Linked DNA regions of Homo sapiens: region 1 is linked to region 2. Evidence: chromatin loops called from intact Hi-C (ENCODE). Cell type or tissue: PC-3. All regions are shown on one strand. Each heading gives the region's core, and the rest is flanking DNA. Links, peaks and the distances in the headings are about the cores only.

The links. Hi-C counts contacts between places; a loop is a spot of excess contacts. Peaks named below come from ENCODE experiments on the same cell type or tissue, not always from the same donor. Only the 100,000 strongest peaks of a DNase experiment are listed, where the experiment ranks them.
Region 1: it touches region 2 in a loop (6-fold over the local background); 1 of 110 quality-filtered maps calls a loop at or near these places.

The regions. Positions count from the first base shown.
Region 1 is chr3:120,621,835-120,624,750 of GRCh38, forward strand. No RefSeq gene overlaps it. Among named protein-coding and RNA genes, the nearest start is that of NDUFB4, 27 kb to the left of the region's middle. In PC-3, for the core only: a CTCF peak has its summit at 1,361 (motif pointing right); DNase peaks (open chromatin) are centred at 1,357 and 1,747; H3K4me3 peaks cover 892 bases; H3K27ac peaks cover 2,189 bases.
Region 2 is chr3:120,692,151-120,695,066 of GRCh38, forward strand. It overlaps RABL3 (RAB, member of RAS oncogene family like 3), which reads right to left. Exons shown (of 8, transcript NM_173825.5): 6 at 2,003-2,074. Among named protein-coding and RNA genes, the nearest start is that of HGD, 11 kb to the left of the region's middle. In PC-3, for the core only: no CTCF peak of the experiment used is centred there; a DNase peak (open chromatin) is centred at 1,451; H3K27ac peaks cover 936 bases.

The DNA of each region.
Region 1 (2,916 bases), core at 255-2,754, 70 kb before region 2:
AGACCTTCAATTATCAATTATGGGTTTTAAATCTACCATGGCTTTTAAAGGAATAGGGTACGCTGTTTTTTCTTTACTACTTCTGTCTCTTTCTTTTTCTCTTTGACTTTCTGTCTCTCTCTTTCTCTCTCTCTTTGACTCCCTCTTTGTCTCTGTCTCTTCCTCTCTTTCTCTCCCTCTCTCTTTCTCTCTCTCTCTTTGACTCCCTCTTTGTCTCTGTCTCTTCCTCTCTCTCTGCCTTTCTCTCTCTTTCCCCTCTCTCTCTTCCCCCCTTCCCCTCTCTCTCTTCCCCCCTTTCCCCTTTCTCTGTCGCTCTTTCCCCTCTTTTTTCTCTCTCTCTTTTCTCTCTCTCTCTCCCCTCTCTCTCTTCCCCCCTTTCCCCTCTCTCTTCCCCCCTTTCCCCTTTCTCTGTCTCTCTTTCCCCTCTCTTTTTTTCTCTCTCTCTCTTTTCTCTCTCTCTCTCCCCCCCACTTTCTCTCTCTCCCTCTTTCCTCTCTGCTGTTCTTTCCCTGCCTCTGCCAGCTGCTTAGGCTGCTGTTCTCCAGTCTCCTTCCCCTTCCCCTGGAGGAGGGACTGGCAGGAGTGGAGCTACTCTTTCTTCCCCCAAGAAGAAAGGAAAGGGGAGTTCTGAATATTTTTCTTACTACCGGAGGTTTGTGTGAGGTTCAATTCCCCCCATCAGGATTTCTCACCTCTTTTTGAGGTTCAACGTCCCCCATGGGGATTTCTCATCTCTTTTTGAGGTTCAACCCCCACCATGGGGGATTTCTCACCTCTTTTTGAGGTTCAACCCCCCACTTATGGGGATTTCTCACCTCTTTTAGAGGTTCAGCCCCCCCATGGGGATTTCTTACCTCTTTTTGAGGTTCAACCCCCCCCATGGGTATTTCTCACCTCTTTTTGAGGTTCAATCCCCCCATGGGTATTTCTCACCTCTTTTTGAGGTTTAACCCTCCCTCATGGGGATTTCTTACCTCTTTTTGAGGTTCAACCTCCCCATCATGGGGATTTCTCACGTCTTTTTAACCTCCAAGGCTTCCCAACTAAGGAATACTTCACTGCCCCCTGTGGCTTTCTTTCCCTAGTCCTAACTAAGGAATGCTTTACTGCCCCTGCAGTTTCTCTCTACTTGGTATGTCCTAACCAAGGAATGATTTACCGCCTCGCAGCTTTTTCCTTAGTCTCGACCACCAAGGAAATACTTTACCAGCTCCTGTGGCTTCTCCTTCCTTGGTCTGTGCACAGAGTCATTGTCGCAGTATGTGAGGATCCTTTAAGCTAGGTTGTGGGCCAGTTTTTTTTTTTTTCCCATGTTGCTGAGAGCTCAGGTTATTCCTTGCACTGGGTGAGTCTTGATTTCTCACCCCTGAGGCCACCACAAGGGGGCGGGGCATGCCTCCTCATGAGAGAGAACCAGAGACTGCCCCCAGAGTGGAATGTAATCCCGGATGAGCCCCCAAATTGTTATAAATAAAGTTTTGGTGCTGCAAAAGAAATAGCACTCAGATATAACATTTTCTTTTTAATTCTCAGCAAGGCAAGTTACTTATATAGAAGGGTGCGCCCTTACAGATGGAGCAATGGTGAGCACACACTTGGACAAGGGAGGGGAAGGGGTTCTTATCCCTGACGCATGTGGCCCCTGCTGCTGTGTCATTCCCCTATTGGCTAGGGTTAGATCACACAGGCTAAACTAATTACGACTGGCTAATCTAAACAGACTGAAGGGGTGAGTGGTTCGTCGGGAAAAATGGTTATGACAGAGCATGTAATTGGAATGAGTCAGGGCAGAGTAGATAATCGGCATGAGTCAGGGTGGAGCAGGTAATTAAAAAAGTTGCTTTACAAGAAAGTTAAGTTTAAAAGTAGAAGGCAAAGAATTGAACATACTGACATATTGATTCTTTGAAAAGAAATTTAGAACTCATATCTAACACTGCCCTGAAGGGCAATCCCTCACTCTATACCTCAGCTCATCCCATTATGTTACTCAAATGTTGGGAGCCTCAGGGATTTTTCACCTCCTTTCTGTACACCTTAAGAAACCCTGATATGGCTGGGCCTGGTGGCACATGCCTGTAGTCCCAGCTGCTTGGGAGGCTGAGGCAGGAGGATTGTTTGAGCCCAGAAATTTGAGGCTAGCCTGGACAACATAGTGAGACCCCTGTCCCTGAAAAATAAATAAAACAAAACCAGTCCCTGAGTTGGACCAGGATCTGAGGTTGGAAATAGAGGGTGTTTTGGATACTGATTTGAAATTCCTAAAACAATGGTCCTCATCCTTGCCTGTGCACTGGAATCACCTGAGGAGTTTCAAAAAAATTATCATATTTGGGTCTCATCCCTAGTGTTTCTATTTGGTTGATCTGAGGCATGCTCTGGGCACTGTGAGTTATGGAGTTGTCAAAAGATCCAATGCACAGATGAACTTGAGAACCACTGTTTCTAGAGGAGGGTTTCTGAACCTCAGTGCTATGGGCATTCAGCACTACGTAGTTCTTTGTTGTGGGAGATTGTCTTGGGCATTGTGGAAAGTTTATCAGAACGTCTAGACTTTACTGACTAGATGCCAGGAGCACCCTCCCCAGTTGTGACAACAAAAAATGTCTCTAGACTTTGCCAGATGTCTTGGGGTGGGAAGGACAAAATTGCTTCTGTTGAGCACCATTAGTCCTGAGCCATTGCTAGTAGTCTGGGCTGTGAAAGACATCTCTGAGAAAGAAAGAAAGAAGGTGGCTGTTATTGCACCCTCTCTAACAAAATATATATATATATATACATGTGTATATATATGTATATATATGTATATATATATGTATATATGTATATATATGTGTATATATATATATGTGTATATATATGTGTATATATATATATGGAGAGAGAGAGAGAGAGAGATGCCAAGGGGATCTGGCA
Region 2 (2,916 bases), core at 172-2,671:
TTGAAAGAGGCTGGAGAAGGAGTTAGACTTCCTTTTGGAGAAGAAATCTTTTTTTTTTGTTTGTTTCAGATGGAGTCCTGCTCTGTCACCCAGGCTGGAGTGCAGTGGTGCGATCTCGGCTCACTGCAAGCTCCACCTCCTGGGTTCACGCCATTCTCCTGCCTCAGCCTCCTGAGTAGCTGGGACTACAGGCGCCCGCCACCACACTCAGCTAATTTTTTGTATTTTTACTAGAGATGGGGTTTCACCATGCTAGCCATGATGGTCTTGATCTCCTGACCTCGTCATCTGCCCGCCTCGGCCTCCCAAAGTATTGGGATTACAGGCGTGAGGCACCGTGCCCGGCTGGAGAATAAATCTTTATGCTAAATTCTGGAAGAACTGATGTATAGAAAACTGGGTGAAATCTGGTTGTCAGCTCCTTTGGTTTCAGGCAACCACCTCAGTCTGGAGGTCTGGCCAACCTCCTAACCCACATACATTTTGTTGTGATTCAGGCAATAAAAGAGAAGTTACCTTTTTGGTTTTGGTCATAATTCTTTACCCCTGACTTGCAATGTGTACTCCTGATTTTTTAAAAAATAAAGCCTTGCCTGACAACTCGGATTATACCAATCAATAACCCAGTTTCTCTAGGATGTAATTTAGTATATCTTATTTTTTAATTTTAGAACTAATAAAATTTTAAATTTAAACAACATACTGTGGGATCTTTCCAGGTCAGGGCAGATCTATAAGATGTTGCTCATAAGGGACAGAATTTTGTATTGATGGGGCCATAGATCTAAACCAAATGGAAATTCTTATATTTTAAGTTTGAAAACAATGTGGGCAAAAAATCTGGCTCCTTGCAGTGCTGCACAACATTTTTCATGTCATGGCACACGTAGAAAATGCTAATATTTGTATAGCACACTGGAGAAAATGGAAGCGGTTGCCAATCACCCAACCCCCCCACCCTGAGGACCCTGGCTGCTCTGAGAACTGAGGGAAATCAGCATCTAGGCACATCTGTACCCTATTTCCCACATATCAGTTAAGAAGTTTTGCAGTGAAGCAAAATTTTCCTAGTGGCCTAATATTAATCGAGGAGGGTGCTGGAGCTTATCTAGTGCTGATAAAAAGGCCAAATATTAAATCCCAAATTATCTAAAGGTGGGGCTTATCCAATGCTGAACAAAAGGGCCAATTATTAAATCCCTAAATAGTTAAAAGAAAAAAATGATTGATAAAGAAGAGCTATGGGGAAGATGATTTTCTTAGGAGATGTCACTTAAAAAGAAATATAACACAGGAATTAACCTTTTTCAATAATACATGCAGAAAGACATCCTGTTTTACCTTACTATGCAATGTGAGCATTGGACAAACAACTTAAACTTGGTCAATACTATGTGCAATAAAGTTGTATGGCTTTGTGAAGGAAAGACAAAGAGTGCTCTAATTTACCAGTATGCTGAGTCATTCTACATTTTCCTTCCAGCTGAGGACAATAAAACAATGTTAGCAGAGAGTCAATAATTGGAATGCAAATATTTCTGAGAGGGAAACACTAGGAAATCAAGAAGACATTACCTTAAAAGGTAACAGTAACATTTATGTAGAGAATATTAACAGCTAGGAGAGCAAAAAGAACTCAGGGCTTTAAGCAGAATCTCCTCAGTTCAGTGCCTTTATGGGGGTGGGAGGGTGAATAAGTGAAAAAAAGAGCTAGAAAATGGGTAAGTAGAAATTCTTTTAAAGAGAGGAATTAGATATCTTTTTAAAACCCCCATTTAAATCCAGTAGCTTTTGCCCTTTACTTAGAGAACACTGGTGATGGAATAAATACGTCAGCAGGCCTTGGGCAATTATACCAACAGATAAGAGAGATCAAAACAAGGATTATTCCAGGCTGTGAAGTTTTGGACAAAAAAATAAAGGTCATAGGATTCTACAAAAAAATTTTAAACTCTCATAATATATAAATTAAGTTTAAAAATAACTTAATTGAAACCATTACCTTATCAAAAAACCTACTGAGCTTGACAGCATTGGAAGAACCTGCAGCTAAGTACCGTGGATTTGTGCAGTCCTAGAAGATAAAACATAAGATCCACAATTGAAAGTTAGGAAACCCAAGCTCGTTGCTATTCATAACTTATCCTGTTGCATATTTCTGTAGGCATAATACTATTAGGCACAATACTCTCACAAAATATTCAAATAATTTTCAAATTATGGTGCACAAAGGAGGAAAGTATTAAAGGAAAATAAGGTCACTTAATCTTTGTAATTTAAACAATTTTAGAGTATACCAAATCAGTGTATTCATCATCAAATAATTCATAGAGGAAGACAAGATTACTAATATTTTACTAATATCAAAACCAAGGTACTACTGGAGTGACCTACCTACATTTACCCCGAAAACCAGAGAGAGAGAGCCATGAAAAACAGTAAGCATTTCACTTTTAGTACTAGTTAATCACCAGTGCTCAACTAATTTAGTACTATGCAGTTCATATGAATCGGAGAAAGCAAGAAAATAAGGATTTAGAGGTGCAAAGAACAAACAGAACAATTGCCAAGGATTTCTCTTTAGATGCAAGGTACTACATCTTTTGGTAGGCCACAAAGATATATTATTTTTGGTAATAAACATCTACTACTATTGTTTGATAATAAAGATATATTACTACTCTTTGATGGAATTTTATTATAGGGAAAAAAAATGGGCCCAGAAGGGACAAAACGATCTGGAACATTAATCATTACAATAACTTTAAAACCTTAAAAGGCCTACTATCCGCTGGAATTCCAGTCTAGCTGTTTTTTTTTTTTTTTGCTTGTCACCATTGACTTGTGACCTTGAGAGATAGAGTACTTTGATTTTTACCTGAAATGTACCTAAGACCAAACTATAAGGGCTATCAT